2 separate regions of the Mus musculus genome follow, and region 1 is linked to region 2. The links are chromatin contacts, found by POLR2A ChIA-PET in ENCODE. All regions are on one chromosome and are shown on one strand. The core of a region is the stretch at or near the end of the contact, and the rest is flanking DNA. Distances in the headings are between cores, read along the strand shown. Region 1 holds the start of Snrnp70 (small nuclear ribonucleoprotein 70 (U1)). Region 2 holds the start of Kash5 (KASH domain containing 5).

What was found. ChIA-PET counts read pairs that join two places held with the same protein, here RNA polymerase II (POLR2A).
Region 1: POLR2A ChIA-PET joins it to region 2 with 11 read pairs in embryonic stem cell. The contact joins the promoter of Snrnp70 here to the promoter of Kash5 in region 2. POLR2A ChIA-PET finds 5 or more read pairs at or near these places in 3 of 5 experiments (Patski and embryonic stem cell).

What each region holds. Positions count from the first base shown.
Region 1 is chr7:45,393,539-45,398,231 of GRCm38, forward strand. It overlaps Snrnp70 (small nuclear ribonucleoprotein 70 (U1)), which reads right to left and starts at 2,204. Exons shown (of 10, transcript NM_009224.5): 1 at 1,971-2,204; 2 at 1,121-1,277. The coding sequence starts at 1,267.
Region 2 is chr7:45,202,644-45,206,998 of GRCm38, forward strand. It overlaps Kash5 (KASH domain containing 5), which reads right to left and starts at 2,249. Exons shown (of 20, transcript NM_201374.2): 1 at 1,949-2,249. The coding sequence starts at 2,060.

The DNA of each region.
Region 1 (4,693 bases), core at 954-3,453, 190 kb after region 2:
CAGAGGACAGCATGCTAGAGCATACCCTCTCCTTCCATATTGTGGATTCTAGGAACAGAACTCGGATTTCTTGGCAGCAATCACCTTTTACTGCTAAATCATATTGTCTACGCAACCTTGTCCTCTTAAAGACAAAAAAACAGTAACTACATTGACAAGCATTGATATTTACTGCCTTATTCCAAACCCTTTAACATAAATTCTGTGACTCAGCTCTCTACTGGTTTCATCTTACTGCTACCTCTTGCTAAAGGCCAACCTAACCAATGCGTTAAACATTATGTTTTCTGGGTTAGTGGCAGATACTTATAATTCTAACTCTTTGAGTACAGTAAGCATCAAGAGTTCAAGTTTAGCCTTAGTGACAAGGAGAAATCTACAAGACCATGAAAGAATGTATTCCCCCCACCCCCCAGCCAAAGAGTCAAAACAACAACAACCCACAAACAAAACAAAATCGACAGAGGTGGATCACCTAACCCTGGAGAGGCAAAGGCAAGCAGATCTCTTGAGTTTGAGGCCAGCCTGGTCTACAGAGTGAGTTCCAGAACAGCCAGGGCTACACAGAGAAACCCTGTCTGGGGACTTAGGAGTCAGGGTGGAGACACAATTGCCAATGTAACCAATTTGGCCAATCACTTGGGCTAGGGACTACCACATCCATACAAAAGATATTCTTAACCCTACAAGGAAATGAGCCGCTCCTGGAAGCACACACCCATTACATGCAGCATTTACATGACTGAGAAAGGACTGCCATAAGATCTAAGCTACACAGCAAAACCGTATCTCAAAACTCAACGAAAAGAGGTTAGCACTATGGTTCTGCAGGCTAAGGCTCTTGCAGCCACGCCTGACAACCTAGGCTTCATCTCTTGGACCCACAAGATGGAGAGAATGGCCTCTTTCAAGCTGTCCTCCGACATTCACAGATTTGCACATACACCCACATATACAAAAGTATAATTAAAAAAATTAAAATGCACACAAAAGCACAAAACATGATCAGAAAACGTAAAAGCCACATGTGTGAACCACACAACTAAAACTGTTTTGAAGCCGAATGCCTCAGGGTAGCCTGCCCCATCCAGAGCTAAACCCTCCCTCCCAACATGCTCACCTCAAACTCTCGGATGTATGGTGCAATGCCACAGTAAGGTTGGTTATGGTGTTTTTCATGTGGCAGCTTTTCCAGGGGTGGCAGGTATGGGATGGGATCTCGGGGTGCAAAAAGGGCCAGAAGGTTGGGAGGCAGAAACTGTGTCATCTTGCCAAATCTAAGACCAGAAACGTTATGTTAGCATACTTTACTTAGCACTGCTTTCTTTTAGGCCCCCTTCACCCAAAACAAACAAACAAACAAACAAACAGGTGTGAGATTTGGAGACGGATGCTGCTATCCTGGTCAAGGGAGTGACCAACATCTGCTTGAAGAAAAGCTCTTGGTAAGAGCTGAAAAACTTAAGGCTGGTAACAGAAAACAAAGGGGAAAAGGAGTAGGAGGTGTGGGACCCAGGTCGAAGCCTCGCGCTCTAGAGGTTGCTCGCTTCATACCTTTAAGATTATGAAGTAGGGATTTCAAGGGAGGCCATAAGGATAATATCCAGGAAGCCAGGGGCCTCTGCGTAAAATATCTAGGAGCCGAGAGACGAAAGGAATTATGGGTAGAGGTCCAGGATGCGACCAAAAAAAAAAAAAAAAAAAAAGGCGAGAAAAAAAGGCAACACACAAACCGCAAGGGCCTGTGGGTAGGGGACCGCAGGAGATTGGGGGAGGGGGATCCTGAGGGAAAGAAGGCTGGAGTGCCCAGAGAACTCTGGGTAAAGGATGGGGGACGCAGAGGGAGAAGTCAAAGGCACTAACCCGGGAAACGGGCCACAGCAGCGGGGAAAGGGTTCGGGAACCCCGCAAGGGCTTGTGGGTAGCGGCCCCACTCCCCGTTAAGGCCTCTCATTCACCCACTCACTCACCGCGCGGCGCTCTCCTCAGCCTGACGTTAGCCTCAGGCCTCGCGGCCGCCCTTCACAAACAAAAACTCCCGCTCCGACTTCCACTTCGGCGGCGCCCGCGTCAGGTAGCTTCGGTGGTCCGCGCAGCGCGCGCAAACCAGACCTCTCCTCACAACCCGCGCGGCCTCAGCTCGCGACCAGAACTGGGAGTGGAGACGACTCGAATCCCTCCGCCTTTCGCAATGCGCATGCGCCGTACGAGTCAAACGACACCCTCACAGCAGTCCAGGCCTTACCAGGGGCACTGCGCATGCGCCAAAACTGTACTCATTCTGAAATGGCTAAACATCCGCGGCCCGGCTGTCGTACTGCGCATGCGTGATCGGACCTAGGTCGGTCTCAGCCTCGCGCTCTAGCTAACCGCCTATGACCGCGAGACACTTATGGAAGGTCCGCCCTTTCTCCTTACACTTCCCGGACCTTGTGCGCATGCGTCTAAGTGATGCACCACGTCGCATATCCTTCCGCAGCCTGTCAAAAAGTGCCTGCATGAACAGGGTCTTTGCGTTTACGTTGGATTTGACAGGAAACTCTTGCCCGGGTAGCGGTTGTGCACGCCTTTTATCCCAGCACTTAGGAGGCAGAGGCAGGCGGATTTCTGAGTTCGAGGCCAGCCTGGTCTACAGAGTGAGTTCCCGGACAGCCAGGGCTATAAAGAGAAACCCTGTCACAGGGAGGAAAAAGAGAGAGAGAGAGAGAACTCTTTCCCAAAATTTTTGTATGTGCTAGCCACCGTTTGGCTCATGATAAAATAGTCATCTCTTTGGCTCAGTGGTTAAGAGCGCCGACTGCTCTTCCGAAGGTCCCGAGTTCAAATGCCAGCAACCACATGGTGGCTCACAACCATCCATAACGAAATCTGATGCCCTCTTCTGGAGTATCTGAGGACAGCTACAGTGTACTTACATATAATAAATGAATAAATCTTTAAAAAAAAGTCATCTCTTCTTCCTGGAGCTCATATTGTTGAGAGAAAAAGATAAATCTGTTTTGTATTATTTTTCCTTTTTATTTTGTCTTTTATTTTTTTCTTTCTCAGAGCTGAGGACCAAACCCAGGGCCTTGCTCTACCACTGAGCTAAATCCCCAACCCCTACTTTTCCTTTTTAATGTGTTCTGTTGTTTTTATCTTTACTTTTTTTCAGACAAAGTTTCACCATAGCCAAAGATGTCTTTGCATTTTGTATCAGTATGTATATTTTATCTTTTTATATATATGTGTGTGTGTGTATATGTGTGTGTGTATATATATATATATACACACACACATATATATTTCCTGTTTTCTGTACACCAGGCTGACCTTGAACCCACTGACCTCTGCCTCCAGAGTGCTGGGATCAAAGGCATAGAGCACACAATTCCAGGCTTTTTCTTTTTCATTTTCTCTTCTTTCTCCTTCTTCCTTCTTTCTTTTGTTTCTTTCTTCTTCATTGGAGACAATGAAGGATCTGGAGAGATGACTCAGCAGTTAAGGGCAACTGGCTGCTCCCTCCCACGGTCCTGAATTTGATTTCCAGCAACCACATGATAGCTCACAACTATCTATAATGGGATCTAATGCCCTATTCTGTTTTATGCTCTCTGTTATGGAGGCATACAGGCATGTAGAGCGCTCATACACATACATACATACATACATACATACATACATAAATTTTTAAAGTAAAGCTGGGCAGTGGTGGCGCAGGCCTTTAATCCCAGCACTTGGGAGGCAACGGCAGGAGGATTTCTGAGTTTGAGGTCATCCTGGTCTACAGAGTAGTTCCAGGACAGCCAGGGCTACATGGAGAAACCCTGTTTCGAAAAACCACACACACACACACACACACAAAACTTTAGAGTGCACTGCCCATAGAGCAGCTCAGGCTAACCCTGTCCATCTCACTCCCATATTAATGGGATTACAGGCTCCTAGATTATCTGAGTTTGGGATGGAACCTGGGGCAACTCTACAAAAAAGTCCTCTCCACCCTGACCTTCACCTCTTGGCAATCCCCCTGACTCAGCTTTCTATGTGCTGGGTTTACAGAATTTGCCACTACCCAGGGTTTGTAGTTTAAAGGCCAGCCTGTGCTACAGAGAAGCCTCTCTCAGGAAAACAAAGAGAGGAGCTGGGGAGATGGCTTCTGTATAAGGAGCCGAGTTCACCCACATGCCCCTCCTCTGCACCTGTAAAAATCTCAGCACTTAGAGCGCTGTCTATAACTCCAGCACGAAAGATGGAGAGGGGAGGATTCCTCTCAGTCGCCAAGAGTTTAATTCCAGGTGGAGTGAAAGGCCTGGATAATTAAGGTGGAGAGTGACTGAGGAAAACCAAAAACTCGGTGGGGCCTTGACCTCTGATCTCCACCCCAACCTGCAGTGCATGGCTGCACACAACTTTAGTCCCAGCATTTTGGAGGCAGAGGCAGGTGAACCTCTGGAATTTGAGGCCAGTCTGGGCTACATGTCCAGTTCCAGGTCTAGATGTAGATCTCTATATGACAGAGAGACCAAGTCTCAAAAAACAAAAACAAACTTACAAGGTAACCCAAGATGGCATTGAACCCTTATGTAGTGAAGGGTGTGTTGACATTTTGTCTAGGCTCTGCCCCGCAGTTACTTGGCAGCAGCCAGGTGTGCCTGACTCACTATAAAAGGGGCTGCTTGCCCCCTCCTCCCTCTCTTGCCTTCTTGTTCTC
Region 2 (4,355 bases), core at 999-3,498:
CTCTCCACTTTCCAGCTATCCACCCATAAGTGCCAACCCCCCCCCCCCCCGCCCCCGGGGTCTCAGCTTTTGACCATGTAAGGACATAATCCCAGCCCCTAGCTGGCACGTTATCACTCCCCGTCTAAGCTTTATAAAACACCTTTGCTAAGCTTAGCCTGGATGTGTGACTTCACTGATCTCCACGTGTGAGGTGGGTGGAGGTTGATGCCTCCTCGTAAGCCCGCCTTAATCTATTTTGAATCTGGAGTGATCCAGCCTATATCTTTGTCACCGAAGGGGAGAGAAGCAGCCTCTCTCCCTTTCCTCAGGGAATGCAGCCATCACTCTGCCTTGCCTGTATTCCGGCAGCCGAATGTTTTCTGGAGACATTATTATCTGGCTTTTGGAGACAGGGACTTAGTAAATATATATTATGTAGCTTTAGCTGTAGTGGGCCTTCTGAAGCTGTGTAAAGCAGGCTGGTCTTCAGCTAGTGGGGATCCTCCTGCTGTCCATCTCAGAGGCTTTTAGAAGGCACCAGGGAAAGAAGAGGCTTTCTGAGACTCTTTCAAGGGGAAACTCGGACAAAATCTTGAGGAACAAGGGATATCAGGTGGCCAGTGAGTGTCTTGTGGGTTTTAAACATGGAGGAAGTCTGGAGGGGATCCCTGGACTAGAATTCAAGGGCTGCATTTCTGGGGTGTCACTAGATTTCAGAGTCCCCGGCGGAACTTGTAGGGCAACTACAGATTTCTAAAGTATCAGATAGGACTTGAACACCAAATCTCCACCAAGATTTCAGAGGAAAAGTCTCTGACAGGTTTTTGAGGGAGACTCTGATGGGATATCTAGAAGATCCTAGCGGCTGGCGTGGTGGGCTACACCTGTGATACCAGCACTCAGGAGGCTGAGGCAGCAGGATCCAAGGTTTTGAGTAGAGTCTGGGCAATTTACTGAAGCCCTAGAGAGTCCCTGGAGGGTAGCTTAGTCGTTAAGAGGACTAACAGTTTACTCTTCCAGATAGATATGGGTTGGAATCCCACTACACACATGTGAACTCCTCCTCATCTGCAATTTTAGTTCAGAGGGATACAAAACCACCTGGTCTCCACAGGCACATACCTGACACACATACAAACATGCCGGCAAAATACTCAAAAACAAACAAACAAACAAAAAACCCCAACAACAACAAAAACCAAAAACACCCAAACAAAAGCCAGGCAGTGGTGGTGCACACCTTTAATCCCAGCACGTGGGAACCAGAAGCACACAGGCCAGCCTGGTCTACAGAGAGAGTTCCAGGACAGTCAATGCTACACAAAGAAACCCTGTCTCAAAACAAAAACACCTACCCTACCCACAAAAACAAAATAGATTAAGTGTTAGGTTTCAAAAGTTCTAGAAGATTGCAGTTGGGCACATCTGGGAGAGCTGTAATCCTAAAACTGGGGAATGAGGATCATGAGGTCGTGGCCAGCCTGGGCAGCACTTGGAGGGTCTGTCTCAAACAAAAATAGAAAACAAGCAACAAAAAGCAACCGGAAGTTTCAAGAGTCTGACAGGATTGCCGAAGTTGCCACTAGAATTTTCCTGAGGAAGCCGGTCACGGTGGCGCACGCCTTTAATCCCAGCGCTCGGGAGGCAGAGGCAGGAGGATTTCGGAGTTCGAGGCCAGCCTGGTCTACAGAGTGAGTTCCAGGTCAGCCAGGGCTACACAGAGAAACCTTGTCTCAAAACTTGGGGCGTTTTTGAAGGAGCTGGCAGGTGATGTTACCGGGGAACCTGCCATGAAAGTCGCCACAGGCAGGGCGTACCTGGAGTCGGGACTCAGTTGAGGGACACCAGCGACGAACGGCGGTTGCGAATGTCACGGAAGAGGCGTGTTCACACGCGCCTTTTCCCGCCAGAAATGCAAATGAGCCGGCCTCCTGCAAGTCCCGCCCTCTCAGGCTCTTGTACTCACGCAAGCGCACTCCGAGTGGATGGCGCCCGGGTCTCTCCTTACGAAGACCCTTGAGCTGGCGCATGCGTAGAGCTTCTCGGGAGGATAGGCTGGACCTGAGGATCGAGTGCATGCGCACTAGTGGGGCTAGCGGTGATGGCGCGATATTATCGGCAGCTTTCTTCTGCGGTACAAAAATCCTTTCCTTCTGCTTGACAAAATAGGGCCAAGCAGGAGAGAGTTCAACCGAAGGACTCCCTGTTCATCCTTTTCTTCTTGTCAGTCTTTGAACCAAGTTCTTTCTTTTGGGTCTGGCTCGCCCGCCACTGTCACAATGATGCGCAGTCTGGTCCAGCCTCACTTCCGCTCCATTCCCTCCCCCCCCCCCGCCCCCCGCATTAATAGGTACCCAAGCTGTTTTCCCAAACTATTATAGTTTCTACTTACTGCTTAGCTATGTAGCCCAGGATGGCTTCGGACTTGAAGCAATCACCCTGCCTCAGTCCATGCCTGTGGACTATTCGAACTTTTTTATTATTAAGGGTCCAACAGCCGGGCGTGGTGGTGCACGCCTTTAATCCCAGCACTTGGGAGGCAGAGGCAGGCAGATTTCTGAGTTCGAGGCCAGCCTGGTCTACAAAGTGAGTGCCAGGTCAGCCAGGGCTACACAGAGAAACCCTGTCTCGAAAAAGCCAAAAAAAAAAAAAAAAAAAAACCAAACCAAAAAAGAGTAAAGACACTTGCCACCCATCCCGGTGATCGATCTGAGAAGAATCCCCAGGACCCACATGGTGCAAGGAGGGCCCCTGAATTCCACATGCAGACCCTATCATGTTCACTTTCCTACCCCTTGCTGTTTAAAAACACATGCATGTAATGATAAGGACTGGGCATGTAGCTCAGGGGTACGGTGTTTGACTGAGGGTGCCCTCATTCAATCCCTAGGGCCTAGTGAATTGGGCAGGGTAGTGTACCAGTACTCGGGAGGTAGAGGCAAAAAGTGCAAGGTCTTTCTCACCTTACTGACCATCAGACCCTGTGTGTGCTGTTTAGTTTTTTGTTGCCTTGACAAAAGCCAGAGTCATCTGAAAACCTCAACTGAAAAGTTACCCTGTCAGTAGGCAAGCCTGTGGGGATATTTTCTTGGTTAATGAGTGATGTGGATGGCAGCCCACTGTGGGCAAGACCACCCCTGGGAAGGTGCTTCTGGGTTGTATGAAAAAAAACAAAACAAAACCCTGAGCAAGCTTCAGTTCCTCCTTCGAGCCCCTACCCTGCCTCTTCTCTGTGATGGACTGTGATCTATCACAAGATGAAATAGACTCCCCAAGTTGTTTTTGATCATGGTGCTCACCCCAAGTTGTTTTTGATCGTGGTGCTCACGCACCGCAGCAGTAGAAAGCAAACTAGGACGCCTGGTCTAGATGAAAGGTCTGCCGGGTGTTTTCAGGACAACTTGTGGTGCATTCTGGACCCTGTTAGCTTTGTCCCTATTATCAACATCCATTCCTGGGGCTGGAAACATAGACCACTGTTTAAGAGCAATGGATGTTTTTCCAGAACACCTGAGATGGATTCCCAGCATCCACATTGCAGGCCACTCAGGACACAGAAGCAGGGAGTTTGACTGGGCTTATCCCATACTGCCTCTGGGGTGGATGCTGGGCTGTAAGGAAGTGACATTGCTCCCAGGGTGGGAAAGCCAGAGCTCCTTCTGGGGTCCCAGGCCTGTGACAAGGCCAGGGTTGTGGGGTTCTCAGACTCTTGGAAATCCTGGCACGGCTGGGAGTCCTGGAAGAGCAGGGGCCTGAGGTCTGGGGACAGCATCTAGCCTGGAGCCTGGGGCAGGGGTTGGGGGAGAAGGGGAACTCCAGCTAGTCTCACAGGGATTATTGTCCTTATCTTGGTAAGGGAAGGAGGTTGTGACTGGGAGCGCAGAGAAGCCTTCTATGGGGGAGTGGGTTGTGGCTCTGAAGGTGAAGGCCTTCTTCATGGCTCCCACAGCAGATCTTGATGAAAAGAGACAGTCTATGATTCTAAACAGTTTATTGTCATGGCGGAAAATGGATGTGTAAAATCATACCTCAAACTCAGAAATCCGCCTGCCTTTGCCTCCCGAGTGCTGGGATTAATGGCATGCGCCACCATGCCCAGCTTGACACATTTATGTGCGAAGCATGGCATGTGTTCCAAGTCAGGAGTCTGTGGGTGGGGTGGGGGAGCAGGGAGTCGCCTAAGCCTCAGGTGTGCACAGAGTCTCTGGGTCTGAACTTGCTATGCCTAACTGAATTTCCTGGCATGGTTTTATGCCCCACGCATGTGGCAGCTCACAGGGTCTATAACTCCACCCCCAGCAGATCTGATTCCCTTTTCTGGTCTCCAGGCACAAATATGGTGCACAGACACACATGCCAACAAAATTTTTATA